2 separate regions of the Homo sapiens genome follow, and region 2 is linked to region 1. The links are chromatin loops, found by intact Hi-C in ENCODE. Cell type or tissue: PC-9. All regions are shown on one strand.

What was found. Peaks named below come from ENCODE experiments on the same cell type or tissue, not always from the same donor. Only the 100,000 strongest peaks of a DNase experiment are listed, where the experiment ranks them.
Region 2: it touches region 1 in a loop (2.0-fold over the local background); 1 of 110 quality-filtered maps calls a loop at or near these places.

The regions. Positions count from the first base shown.
Region 1 is chr1:45,729,117-45,731,616 of GRCh38, forward strand. It overlaps IPP (intracisternal A particle-promoted polypeptide), which reads right to left. Exons shown (of 9, transcript NM_005897.3): 4 at 498-653. Among named protein-coding and RNA genes, the nearest start is that of IPP, 20 kb to the right of the region's middle. In PC-9, no CTCF peak of the experiment used is centred here; a DNase peak (open chromatin) is centred at 1,535; H3K27ac peaks cover 1,674 bases.
Region 2 is chr1:45,871,114-45,873,613 of GRCh38, forward strand. The region is part of intron 3 of MAST2 (microtubule associated serine/threonine kinase 2); the gene reads left to right. The region is part of intron 4 of LOC105378694 (a long non-coding RNA gene); the gene reads right to left. Among named protein-coding and RNA genes, the nearest start is that of MAST2, 69 kb to the left of the region's middle. In PC-9, no CTCF peak of the experiment used is centred here; a DNase peak (open chromatin) is centred at 1,238; H3K27ac peaks cover 2,365 bases.

The DNA.
Region 1 (2,500 bases):
GCCTGGGAGACAGAGTAAGACTACCTCAAAAAAAAAAAAAAAAAGAAGAAGTTGTAATATGTTCCTCTGATATTCCTATGGATCATCTTTTATAACCACACTTTGGAGATCATTGGTTCCTATCACTCCTAATGACTAGGATACTGTGAATAGTTTAAAAACTTGAGATTTATTTTCTTTATTTTTCACAATAATTCAAATTTTTTACTTTTAAAGCAGCACTTCTTTAGTCACTTATTTGATAACTGGATAATCTACGAACTCAAAGGTTTAGATCACAGAATAACAGATATCAAATGAATAGCTATTTCTTTTTAGACATATTTGTCATAATATATAAATGCAGTTTATAAATCTGTAGTCTGTATGTGAAATTAAATATGCCTCTTCAACACACCCACATATTCTGACATGTATAGTAATAACAACAAAATATTAAAAAGGTTTGATCTGGAACACAAATATAATTTCTATTACTTTTTTAAGGGCTCTCTCACCTACTGCATACAGGTACTTTCTTGCTTTCTTCCGAGGTCGAACCTTAGATGTCTGCAGAAAACTACAAAACTTGTTCTCTTTGGGAGATTTGCATACTTCACAGTACTCTTTCAGAAGTGTTTGCAATGCAACACGAAGATTAAAATCGGATACTCCTAAAACAATATTTAAAAAGACAATGTTTTAAACAATTTTTAAATAATATTGAAAAAACACATTTCTATAAAGATAAGATACATTTAACCATCAAGAAATAAAAAATCATCATCAAACAATGGTGTTTGTTTCCTACAATACCAAATATTGGTACTGACTATTTTAAGGGAAGTATTTTCTTCACTAATGAAGAATAAAAAAGGTTGTTGTTAAAATATATGCTTCATATATAAGCAGAATAGCAACTAAAAAATATATATGCTTCACAGTATCCCCCCATGCATAAGAATTTCCAGGCCAGACGTGGTAGCTCACGCATGTAATCCCAGTACTTTGGGGGGCCAAGTCAGGTGGATTGCTTGAGCCCAGGAGTTAGAGACCAGCCTGGCCAATGTGGTGAATGAAACCTTGCTGCTACAAAAAATACAAAAATTAGCTGGGTGTGGTGGCACATGCCTATAGTTCCAGCTACTCAGGAGGTTCATGTGGGAGTACCACTTGAGCTCAGGAAGCAGAGTTTGCAGTGAAGCAGGATTGCACCACTGCACTCCAGCCTGGATGACAGGGTGAGATTCTGTCTCAAAAATAAAAAAAAAAAAAGAAGAATTTCCAAATAAAGATTGCAAACTGAAACAAGATCACAATTATCTAACAAAATTTAAAAATTAAAATAGCCACAAATTCTATACTTACAACGTAACAAAAAAGATATAAAATTATGTCATTAACATTTAAGAATGATAGACAAAGCAAGAAAAATAAATTCTGGTGGCATGAGTACCATATCCTAAAAGGATTATGCATATGATGAGGTAGGTTGTCCTTGCTCAAGCATGCTTAGCTGAGGAGGTAAACGGCATGAGAGTCAACCTGTGTTCATTTGCCAAGTTGTAAGACCTGTTCTCCCTGAAAGGGCACTATTTCCTAATTTGCACAAAGGCATTATAATGCTAGCAAGAGATTGTCTCCTATCCTTCCATCTCTAATCTTTTCTCTGTATCCCAGACAAGAAGCAATATTGAAGAAAAATGGTCAACTAACAAAATCTTGAGAATTCTCACTAATAATAATTTGCAGACAGAATCAAGAATGAAAAGCAGAACTGAGAAAAGTTGAGGAACAAAATCATTAAAAGGGAAAGTCTTTACAAGACCATCAGTTAAGGTAGAAAGGATCACCTGGATTTGCTCTCTAACAGAACACTGTGCTAGCCAAAGTCCACACTAGTGGGATACATCTCTGGCTAGGTTAAGTAGACCCAGATATAAGATAAATAACAAGAACTCAATAGAGAGATATCAAAGTCAAGTTCCTAAGTAAGGATCTCAGCCCTAGTGGATCTCTAGTCTTCAACCACCCTCATGCCTCAGGCTAGAAAGAAGTGGCAAGGGCCAGCACAGTGCCTCATGCCTGTAATCCCAGCACTTTGGGAGGCTGAGGTGGGAGGACTGTTTGAGGCCAGGAGTTCAAGACCAGCCTGGGCAACACAGTGAAACCCTGTCTCTACAAAAAATTTTAAAATGAGCTGGGCGTGGTGGTATGAACTTTTAGTTCCAGCTACTCTGGAGGCTGAGGAGGGAGGATCACTTGAGCCCAGGAAGTCAAGGCTTCAGTGACTATGACTGCCCTACTGCATGACAGTGTGAGTGACAGAGTGAGACTCTGTCTCAAAACAAAACAGAACAAAGGTGGCAAGAACACAACACATAGCCTTCAAATTTTAGACTAGAGAAAACAAAGTAGTTGTACTAGGTAGAAAGAGTGCCAAGGAGAATTAGTTCTTGTATTAACAGAACAGAGTTTGAACAGAGTTGACATGAACAACAGTTCAGTATGAGCAAGATAT
Region 2 (2,500 bases), 140 kb after region 1:
AAAGTTTGTCTGTGTACATTTATTATGATTAATGATATATTTGGACTTGTTTGTGCCATATTATTTTTTGTATTCCATATCCTACATCTCTATGCCTTACTGTCCCCTTTTTTTTTTACCCTTTAAAAATATTGGTAGAGTTTTTTTTCTTATTTTCTTTTTCTATTTCTACTGGTGTGTTAGAACAAATTCAAACTTTAACCCCCTCCTGAACACTACAAGCACTCCATGTCTCTTATTACCTCCCCCAAACTTATTTGGCCATGTAATCAAACTGAACTGAAACAGGCCAGTTTAAAAAACAACAACAAAACCATGAAATTCACTGTAACCAGAGGTGACCCAGTTTACCTGAGCTAGCATGATAAGAAAGTTCTGTTTTAACTCTATAAGGAGAGTCACTTTGTAATGAATAATCTGCTTTTTGTTCCCTGTTTGTGCTTTCTTAACCCATTTTCTGCTTAGAAAGCCAGCCCCCTCTGCTTAGCTCAGCAGAACACGCATTCTATTTTTAAGAATGAGATGTTACAGAATTGCAAACAAAAGTCAGTTTGATCTTTAAACTGAAAGTCAGTTTGATCTTTAAACTAAATCTGTTGTAATTTTGTCCTTTGACAATGGTATTGTCATCAGCAGTGGATTCTGAGTAGGCCCTAGAATGTTCACCACTCCTACCCTAAGCCCAAGCAGTGTTATTTATGTTAGTTACATTATGTGGGTTTAATTATGAGTTATATCAAGAGACATATAATATTTTAGTGGCAGAGAATACCTTTTTTTCATCATTGATTTGTTTGTTTTTCTTGAGTTCTCACTATGTTACCTAGGCTGGTCTCAAACTCTGGGCTCAAGTGATCCTCCCACCGTGGCCTCCCAAAGTGTTGGGATTACAGGCGTGAGCCACAGCACCTTGCCTCGTTGATTTTAAATGTTAGTTGAAAAGTTATTGTCTCCAAAACCCAATTCTCTATCCACTTCCAATGGAGTGGATTATTGGGTTATGTTTCTTAGAGTCTGTTAATTTCCTTCTCTGGAAAGAGTGCTGCTACTGCAGTAGGGATCAATATACGTATAGTGTGAGAATTCAATAGCAAATGAGCCAGGCTGAGTCCCAGGGAGGGAGTTGCCTCAGGCATAGACAGCTTTGACCCATAGTCATCTCCACGCTGGTGACTGTTGACATAAAGGACAAGGACCAGCCTTGTGACTCCTGGCTTGCATATTTACTTGTGGGGGTAGCGGTTACTGCCTTTGGACACTTGGCCTTTGTCTTTTCTTTGGAAATATTTTATGGCTTTAGTCATTGTGAATAATGAGTAGTGCATATAGGCAGTGAATCCTCATCTGTGGGAATAGCACCATTTCGTGGTTTTTTTTTTTTTTTGAGACGGAGTTTTGCTCTTGCTTCCCAGGCTGGAGTGCAATGGGGCAATCTCGGCTCACCGCAACCTCCACTTGCTGGGTTCAAGAGATTCTCCTGCCTCAGCCTCCTGAGTAGCTGTGATTACAGGCATGCGCTACCACGCCCTGCTAATTTTCTTATTTTTAGAAGAGACGGGGTTTCTCCATGTTGGTCAGGCTGGTCTCAAACTCCCGACCTCAGGTGGTCCACCAGCCTCGGCCTCCCAAAGTGCTTGGATTACAGGCGTGAGCCACCACGCCTGGCCATGAATAGCACCATTTCATGTTTTATTTAATACCTTTAGAAGTTTGCTTTGTGGACAATGAAAGAGAGTGACTGGTTATTTCTCTAGGATTTAGTATGTATAACTTTCTTTGTAACTTCAGAATATAGTTTAATATCTTTTATTTTGTTCAATATAGTCAAACATTACTTAAAGTTCTTTGGGAAATATCATCATTGGCAGAAAGTATCAAAGTGTATCAATTTGAGGGTCCAAATGGTAATAAAATTTTGGAGACTGTTAAAACAATATACCTTGAATATTTGGGGTGGAGTGATAGGGATGGAGTATTGGGGGTGGGGTTAGTTTTTAGAGAATAGCATCTTATCACTTAGCTTTAGAGCTTCGCTACTGGTGGGTTAGATTAGAAAAATGCAGTTTCTTCTTCCTATTTTTTTTTTTTTCTCTTTTTTGAGACAGGGTCTTGCTCTGTCACCCAGGCTGGAGTCCAGTAGCATGATCTTGGCTCACTGCAACCTTCACCTCTGGTCTCAAGCGATCCTCCCACCTCGGTCCCCTGAATAGTTGGGACTACAGGCGTGCACCACCACTCCTGGCTAATTTTTTTTGAGCTTTATTATTAGAGACGAGGTCTCACTGTGTTGCTCAGGCTGGTCTTGAACTCCTGAGCTCAAGGGATCCTCCTGCCTCAGCCTCCCAAAGTGCTGGGATTACAGGTGTGAGCCACCACACCTGGTCAATTTCTTATTATTAATCCAAAGTGTCTTACTTTAAACTTTTAAGTTTATTTTAAAAATTCAAGCCTAGGAATAACTTTTGTGAGAAAGGCAGAGTAGGTATTTTTATCTCAGGTG